2 separate regions of the Homo sapiens genome follow, and region 1 is linked to region 2. A link is an interaction called in ENCODE POLR2A ChIA-PET data of the cell type or tissue named here. Cell type or tissue: PC-9. All regions are shown on one strand. Each heading gives the region's core, and the rest is flanking DNA. Links, peaks and the distances in the headings are about the cores only.

The links. Peaks named below come from ENCODE experiments on the same cell type or tissue, not always from the same donor. Only the 100,000 strongest peaks of a DNase experiment are listed, where the experiment ranks them.
Region 1: POLR2A ChIA-PET joins it to region 2 with 6 read pairs; 2 of 35 experiments call an interaction of 5 or more read pairs at or near these places.

Annotation. Positions count from the first base shown.
Region 1 is chr12:56,244,774-56,249,106 of GRCh38, reverse strand. ANKRD52 (ankyrin repeat domain 52) reads left to right here. Exons shown (of 28, transcript NM_173595.4): 16 at 237-348; 17 at 541-612; 18 at 883-1,084; 19 at 1,333-1,420; 20 at 1,497-1,614; 21 at 3,511-3,730; 22 at 3,917-4,004; 23 at 4,118-4,201; 24 at 4,310-4,333. Among named protein-coding and RNA genes, the nearest start is that of ANKRD52, 11 kb to the left of the region's middle. In PC-9, for the core only: no CTCF peak of the experiment used is centred there; no DNase peak of the experiment used is centred there.
Region 2 is chr12:56,658,289-56,663,062 of GRCh38, reverse strand. No RefSeq gene overlaps it. Among named protein-coding and RNA genes, the nearest start is that of ATP5F1B, 15 kb to the right of the region's middle. RefSeq lists silencers at 1,231-1,280, 2,392-2,592. In PC-9, for the core only: no CTCF peak of the experiment used is centred there; DNase peaks (open chromatin) are centred at 1,202 and 2,532; H3K4me3 peaks cover 626 bases; H3K27ac peaks cover 2,956 bases.

The DNA.
Region 1 (4,333 bases), core at 334-4,333, 410 kb after region 2:
AGAGGATAAAGGAGGGCATTGAAGCCAGAGGGGTTCAGGGCAGACCTTGAGAAGGTAAAGTGGGTCTGGAGCTGCCATTGAAGAATGGGTAGGATTTAGAGAACCTACCTAGAGCTGAGGACGGGTGGCGGCCAGGTAGGCCTGGAGGGCCTTGGTCCTCTCCTCTGGCCCTCCCAGAACTGTGCCCTCCTGGGCTGGGCCTGTCCCTGCCTCACAGTCTACCCCCGGCTCCCCAGCTGTCTGGAGTTCTTACTGGATAACGGTGCAGACCCCTCCCTGCGGGACAGGCAGGGCTACACAGCTGTGCACTATGCAGCCGCCTATGGCAACAGACAGAACCTCGAACTGGTATGTGTTGGGGCCCGGCCTGCAGGAGGGGAGGCAGGGGCAGGGCACAGGGTTTGTGGATTCCAAAACTAAGGGTTCAATCAAATGTGGTCTTTGGATCCAGAGGCTTAGTGGGGATTACTGCGAGTCGGGGACTGGGGTACTATCTTGGGAGTTCCAGAGTCTCAGCACCTACTTTCCTGTCCTTTGCAGCTCTTAGAAATGTCCTTTAACTGCCTGGAGGATGTGGAGAGCACCATTCCAGTCAGCCCTTTGCACTTAGCTGTGAGTCCCACGTCTTTTTTCTGTTGCCTTCCTTGTCCTACCTGTTCCCAGGCCCTAACAAAGGTGCCAGCACTTGTGAAGTTATCCTTCCTTCTGCCTTTTTGTGGGAGAGGGGATAAGCACAGTGCAGGGTAGGAAGCCTTAAGGGGCCCAAGGAGCTTGTCAAGGACTAAGACCTTGAGCTTCCCAGGGACCCCAAGAGCAGAGAAGGGGAAGGGAGGAGCAGGGAAGGTCCCGAGCTGTGTGCACTGGTTGCCTGCACCTTGCCAGGCCTACAACGGTCACTGTGAAGCCTTGAAGACGCTGGCGGAGACGCTGGTGAATCTGGACGTAAGGGACCACAAGGGCCGGACCGCACTCTTCCTGGCCACGGAGCGCGGCTCTACTGAGTGTGTGGAGGTGCTTACAGCCCACGGCGCCTCTGCCCTCATCAAGGAGCGCAAGCGCAAGTGGACACCCCTGCACGCTGCTGGTTAGTGCCCACTTTAGGCTGCTGCCCTACCCTTGCCATGCCAGATCCCTCCTGGATGGGAATGGGGCTGGAAAGTGGAGTAGGGTGAGGAGAATGGAGACTTCAAGCCCTGATTCATAGCTTCCTATCCTCAGAGATTTCTCCCTGGCCCAGGTCTTTCTGTAACATTGACCCCAAGTCCTTTAGGCTTGACCTTGCCTCCCTTCTTCCTCCTGGCCCTGCCCTGACACGGGGTCCCTTTCCCCTAGCTGCCTCTGGCCACACTGACTCCCTGCACTTGCTGATCGACAGTGGGGAACGAGCTGACATCACAGATGTCATGGATGCCTATGGACAGTGAGTGTGGGCCAGGGTGGGGTGCAGGTTTTCCAGTCCTTGCGGGATCCTCACTCCTCCTCCTGCCCTTCTGTAGGACCCCACTGATGCTGGCCATCATGAATGGCCATGTGGACTGTGTACATCTGCTGCTAGAGAAAGGATCCACAGCTGATGCTGCTGACCTCCGGGGCCGCACTGCCCTCCACCGCGGGGTGAGTGAGCTTCTAGGGGGGATTGTTTGCACATGGGCCTCAGTGTGGGAGCATGGGACTCACCAGCAGTAGGGAATCCAATTGTCTAGGAGGCAAGCCAGGATTTTGTGCCGTCTTTTTTCTTTTTCTTTTTTTTTTTTTTTTTTGAGACAGGGTCTCACTCCCATTGCCCAGGTTGGAGTGCAGTGACACTATCACAGCTCACTGCAGCCTTGACTTCCTGGGCTCAGGTGATTCTCGCACCTCAGCCTCCTAAGTAGCTGAAACTGTAGGCACATGCCATCATGCCCAGCTAATTTTTGTATTTTTTGTAGATATGGGGGTCTTACCATCTTGCCCAAGCTGGTCTTGAACTCCTGGGTTCAAGTGATCCCCCCACCTTGGCCTCCCGAAGTGCTGGGATTACAGGCATGAGCCACCAGACCCACGCTGTGCCCAGGATTTTATTGAGCTTTGTGCTTGCTCCAGGATGAGTTCCTGACGTCCCCAGCTGATTTCCCTGATATCTGTGCTTTGTTTATTATTATTATTATTATTATTATTATTATTATTATTATTATTATTATTATTATTGAGATAGAGTCTCGCTCTGTCACCCAGGCTGGAGTGCAGTGGCGTGATCTCGGCTCACTGCAACCTCCGCCTCCTGGGTTCAAGCAATTCTCCTGCCTCAGCCTCCCGAGTAGCTGGGATTACAGGCGCCTGCCACCACGCCTGGCTAATTTTTGTATTTTTAGTAGAGACAGGGTTTCACCGTGTTAGCCAGGGTAGTCTCAATCTCCTGATGATGAGATCCACCCGCCTTGGCCTCCCAAAGGGTTGGGATTACAGGCGTGAGCCACTGTGCCTGGCCAATATCTGTGCTTTGTAATCACGTACAACTGAGTGCTCACCACCCAGACTCTACCTGGGATACCCTGCTGGCCCCAACCCATCGCATAATGTCGCCACAACCTAGATCCTCTTCCGTGACCACCTGTCCTAAGCTGCCTCCTCCTCCCATAAGATTTTTTGATCCCTTAGTCTCCTTCTCTCCATTTAGTCTTTCCAGTATTAACTCCAGAGCTCCAGTATTAACTCTTAGTATCCTGATTGTCTGCTGGCATAGAGAGAGTCAAGGAGGGAGATGTGGGTCCCTAATACTTAGAATTGTTGTTGTAAAGGGCCGGGCATGGTGGCTCACGTCTGTAATCCCAGCACTTTGGAAGGCCAAGGCGGGCAGATCACCTGAAGTCAGGAGTTTGAGACCAGCCTGGCCAACATGGTGAAACTTCGCCTCTACTAAAAATACAAAAATTAATTGGGCATGGTGGTGCATGCCTATAATCCCAGCTACTTGGGAGGCTGAGACAGGAGAATTGCTGGAACCTGGGAGGCAGAGGTTGCAGTGAGCCAAGATCGCACCATTGCACTCCAGCCTGGGTGACAGAGTGAGACTCCGTCTCAAAAAAAGAAAGAATTATTGTTGTAAAGACAAGGATTGAGGCCAGTGGCTCATGCCTGTAATCCCAGCACTTTGGGAGGCCGAGGCAGGCGGATCACGAGGTGAGGAGATCAAGACCATCCTGGCTAACGTGGTGAAACCCTGTCTCTACTAAAAATACAAAAAAATTGGCCGGGCATGGTGGCACCTGCCTGTAATCCCAGCTACTTGGGAGGCTGAGGCAGGAGAATCGCTTGAACCGGGGAGGCAGAGGTTGCAGTGAGCCGAGATTATGCCACTGCACTCCAGCCTGGGCGACAGAGCAAGACTCCGACTCCAAAAAAAAAAAAAAAAAAAAAAAGACAAGGATTGGAGCCCTGGAAGTGGTTCTTACTCCTGAGCCAGACTCCAGCAACAGGCCAGTGGAAAAGGAGGAGCTTTTCATCCCCCTCACACCCCCATGTTACTCACAGGCAGTGACTGGCTGTGAGGACTGCCTGGCTGCCCTGCTGGACCACGACGCATTTGTGCTGTGCCGAGACTTTAAGGGCCGCACGCCCATTCACCTGGCCTCAGCCTGTGGCCACACTGCAGTACTGCGGACCCTGCTGCAGGCTGCCCTTTCCACAGATCCCCTGGATGCCGGGGTGGATTACAGCGGATACTCGCCCATGCACTGGGCCTCCTACACTGGTACTAGACTGGGGCCTCCACAGGCACAGGAGCATGTGTTGGAGTGTGTGTAGAGGGGGACAGGTGGGTTGTTGGGGGGGACCTGGGTTGATCTGAATCTGGAAGTGGAATGGAGTGTCAAGACACAGGACAGACAGGGAACCTTGCCGTTTTTCTCCATCACTACTCTTCCTTCCTCGTGCCCAGGACATGAAGATTGTCTGGAGTTGTTACTTGAACACAGCCCGTTTTCGTACCTGGAAGGAAACCCCTTCACTCCTTTGCACTGTGCAGTGTAAGTCCCTTCTGCTGCATCAGCCCTTCTCGCGAGGGCCCATGACTTGAGCTTAGGACAGGTAGTCTACTTCCCTTGTCCTTCCTGATGACCCCTCCTCCCTCTTCCTCTAGGATTAATAACCAAGACAGCACCACAGAGATGCTACTGGGAGCTCTGGGTGCCAAGATTGTGAACAGCCGAGATGCCAAAGGACGGTGAGTGATGGAAGACTTGGGAAGAATCCCAGTTGCCTCTGGCTTCCCCTTTCTGCTTGGGCAGTATACTCTTCCCTATTTTAATCTACCCTGATCCCTGCCTTACAGGACCCCCCTTCACGCCGCTGCCTT
Region 2 (4,774 bases), core at 335-4,334:
CATTTTAAAAAAACTTGTTTTTCTTCAAAAAATTTATACTTCAGTTTTGGGAATTAATGATTCACTGGCTTACTGCCCAGCCTTGAAACGCATTATACAGGCCGGCACGGTGGCTCCCACCTGCCTTTAATCACAGCACTCTGGGAGACTGAGGCGGGCAGATTGCTTGAGACCAGCCTGGGCAATGTGGTGAAACTCCCTTTTTTTTTTTTTTTTTTTTTTTTTTGGAGACGGAGTGTTGCCCTGTTGCCCAGTGCAACTTCCACCCTCCAGGTTCAATCGATTATCCTGCCTCAGCCTCCTGACTAGCTGGGATTATAGGCGCACTCCACGTACCCAGCTAATTTTATTTTTAGTAGAGCTGGGTTTTCACCATGTTGGCTAGGCTGGTCTCGGACTCCAGCCTGCCTCGGCCTCCCAAAGAGCTGGGATTATAGGCAGGAGTCACCACGCCCGGCCTGCGAAACCCCATCTTGACAAAAAAATAGCTGGGTGTGGTGGCATGTTCTTGTAATCCCAACTACTCTGGAAGCTGAGGTGGGAAGATCACTTGAGCCTGGGCCATTGGGGATGCAGTGAGCCAAGATTGCACCACGAACTTTTCTGTAGACAAGTGTCTCAAAAGCCGGGCACGGTGGCTCACGCCTGTAATCCTAGCACTTTGGGAGGCTGAGGCGGGAGGATCGCCTGAGATCAGGAGTTCAAAACTAGCCTGGCCAACATGGTGAAACCCTGTCTCTACTAATAATCCAAAAAAATCAGCCAGGCGTGGTGGTACATGCCTGTAACCCCAGCTACTCAGGAGGCTGAGGCAGGAGAATCGCTTGAACCCAGGAGGCAGAGGTTGCAGTCAGCCCAGATTGTACCATTGCACTCCATCCTGGGCTGCAAGTGAAACTCCATCTCAAAACAAAAAGACGGTCTTGCCCAGGCTGGAGTGCAGTGGTGCAATCATATCTCAAGCACCACACCTGGTGGACTTTATTCATATATTTTGTAGAGATGGGTCTCCATGTTTCCCAAGCTGGTCTCGAACTCCTAGGCTCAAGTGATATGCCTGCCTTGGCCTCCACAAGTGCCAGTATTAAGGTGTGTGTCACTGTGTGTCACCTGGCTATAATTTTAAATATTTTGTGTTCAAACATTTGAACAGGTTTTCATCAGTCCTTATTGCTTAGGTATCAGACCTTGTGCGTTGTACCTCATCTCTAATTCAAAGCTTCTGTTAAGAACATTTTCTGGGGCGGGCAAGGTGGCTCAATTCTGTAATCACACCATTGAGGCGCCACTGCACTCCAGCCTGGGCGGCAGAGCGAGACTGTCTCAAAAAATGTTCTGGGCTGGGCGTGGTGACTCATGCCTGGCCAACATGGCAAAACCCCCTCTCAAAAAAAAAAAATGATCAATTTAAGATTGTGAGTGAAATTTTTTAAGTTTAGATGAATGGGTATAGCATATTTTTTGTCCATATTGATAGGTTGTGATATTGGTGCTATACGGTTCCCTAAACTTAGCTATTTCCAAGGAGGGCAGATTGAGGGTGATTGCTACAGTAGCATGAAGGTTTTCTCCCCCATTTTAGTTCTAAGCTAATTGAAATTTCTCCTGTTTAGCAGGAATTCTTTTGAGAAATTTTTGAAAATACAATTTTTTATTTGTGGATCACCCAGCATTGTACCAAATAGGAAAAGATGTAGGCTAGGTAGGGAGGAGGCTGGCACTTTGTGAAAAACTTAACATCTAGTTGCTTTGATAGTGATTAAATAAATTGATAACTAAGGGTGTAATAGGGAATACAGAGTAGGACTTCCTGGTCGAATCTAGCAGCCTGTGCAAATAAGAGGACAACTGAAATGGAGTTCTAGGGTGGCAGTAGGATGGAGAATTTTAACAGTGAATTCTAAGGATTTTTGTAAAGGCCTGTTCTAACCCCTACATTCTGTCATCCTTGAGCACTTGAACCTTGAACAACATGGGTTTGAACCCCTTTTAGGTGGATTTTTTCCAACCAAATGCAGGTCAAAAATACAGTATTTGTAAAATGCCAAACCCATGAATACGGAGGGTTCTGTCTGATTTTGGTATGCTTGGTGGTGGAGGGGTCATGAAACCACTCCTCTGGAATATACCAAGGGACAATTGTGTTTTTTTGTTTTTTGTTTTTTTGAGACAGAGTCTCGCTCTGTCGCTGAGGCTGGAGTGCAGTGGCACAATTTCGGCTCACTGCAATCTCTGAATTCCCAGGTTCAAGCAATTCTCCTGCCTCAGCCTTCCGAGTAGCTGGGACTACAGGCGTGTGCCACCATGCCCAGCTAATTTTTATATTTTTACTAGAGATGGGGTTTCACCATGTTGGCCAGGCTGATCTGTGGGTTTCATTTAAACATTGACCACAATTAAATGTTGAATGTCTATTCCTGCTAGTAAAAAGCGTCGTATATCGCCACCAAATATCTTTCCCTCAACACAGTATGGTGAAATACATTTCAGAAATACCATAGCATGAGTAATGTTTTGCAGGTGGATTTGGAGGTAAAGAAACAAGTTTGTGCAGTAATTCAAGTGGTAAGAGATGAAGGGCTAAATTTAGGCAATGGTAATGGGATCTGGAATCCAGGTATATGTAGGTGGTCAAATAAGGCTTGGTGACAACTCATTTAAGATATTGCCAGGCTTGGCCGGGTGCGGTGGCTCACGCTTGTAATCCCAGCACTTTGGGAGGCCGAGGCGGGCAGATCATGAGGTTAGGAGTTGGAGACCAGCCTGGCCAACACAGTGAAATGCTGTCTCTACTAAAAATACAAAAATTAGCTGGGCATGGTGGCATGCGCCTGTAATCCCAGCTACTCAGGAGGCTGAGGCAGGAGAATTGCTTGAACCCAGGAGGTGGAGGTTGCAGTGAGCTGAGATCAAGCCACTGCACTCCAGCCCACGGGACAGAACTAGACTCCATCTCAAAAAGAAAAAAATAATGATATTGCCAGGCTTGCTTTGCTCTTCCCAGATAGTCTAAAGTGACAAATCATTTGTTCGCAAGTTGTATTGTCAGTCTGGGTAATTTCATTGTTCATGTGAAGAACTTATCCAGAACTCACTCCTAAATTATTTATTTATTTATTTATTTAGACACGGAGTCACTTTTTGACATGGAGGCATGATCTCGGCTCACTGCAGCCTGTTTCCCAGGTTCAAGCGATCCTTCTGCCTCAGCTCTCTGAGTAGCTGGGATTACAGCCATGTGCCACCACTCCTGGCTAATTTTTGTATTTTTAGTAGAGATGGGGTTTCACCTGGTTGGCCAAGCTGGTCTCAAACGCCTGACCTCAAGTGATCCACCCACCTCAGCCTCCCAAAGTGCTGGGATTACAGGATTGAGCCATTGTGCCAGGCCAATCCTGAATTTCTTTTCTTTTCTTTTTTTTTTTTTTTTTTGAGACGGAGTTTTGCTCTTGTTGCCCAGGCTGGAGTGCAGTGGCGTAATCTCAGCTCACTGCAACCTCCATCTCCCAGGTTCAAGAGATTCTCCTGCCTCAGCCTTCCCAAGTAGCTGGGATTATAGGCATGCGCCACCAAGCCCAGCTAATATTGTATTTTTAGTAGAGATGGGGTTTCTCTGTGTGGGTCGGGCTGGTCTCAAACTCCCGACCTCAGGTGATCTGCCCACCTTGGCCTCCCAAAGTGCTGGGATTACAGGCGTGAGCTACCCTGCCCAGCCCCAATCCTAAATTTCTTAATCTCAAATCCAATGGCCTTCAGTTGAGTACTTAGCAACCCATTCCCATTATGTATCTCATCATCATGAGTGAAAGAACTGCAAAGCTGCTTATACTACAACTAAGTGTCATGCAGTCTAACTGCCCCTCAACCACTGTTCCTTCTCTGGCCTCACAGCTAATTAGCCTTTATAGCTTTAGTTACTTCCCTATTTCTATTGCGCTGTGATTCATCTTGAACCTATTCTCAAACAATCAAAATCATGGAGTTTTTTGTGATAATGTGGATTCCTAGGTCTTATCTCTGAGATAAGCTTGTCCATGTGGGGCCAGGGATTTGGAATATTATTGATAACTAGAAACCAGTGATTCCTAAAATGTGATCCCCAGACTAGCAGGATTAGTTTTGCCTAGGAACTCATTAGAAATACAAATTCTGGCCCCCAAATAGACCTACTAAATCAGAAACTTTGGAGGTGGGGTCAAGTGATCTGTCAAGCCTCTCCGGGTGATTCTGATGTATGCCAAAGTCTCATTACTGTTTTGGATCTAAAACGTAGGTTCTCATTCGGTTGGTCCTACTGAGATAGCCATGTGCAGTGTGATGTTTTGTGATGAAGGAAATGTTCCATATATCCAGTGTCCGATAGGTAACTACTAGCCAAATAGAGCTACTGAGGACCTGAAAAGCTAGTGCAATTAAGAAATGATTTTTAAATAAAAATCATTACAGGCCAGGTGCGGTGGCTCACGCCTATAATCCCAGCACTTTGGGAGGCCAAGGTGGGCAGATCACGAGGTCAGGAGTTCGACACCAGCCTGGCCAATATGGCAAAACCCTGTCTCTACTAAAAATACAAAAATTAGCTGGGCGTGGTGGTGTGCACCTGTGGTCCCAGCTGCTCGGGAGGCTGAGGCAGAGGAGTCGCTTGGACCCGGCAGGCAGAGGTTTTGGTGAAAAGAGATCGTGCCACTGCACCCTGGGCAACATAGCATGACTCCGTCTCAAAAAAAAAAAAAAAACCATTACATTAAATCTTACTAAATTTAAATAATCCAGT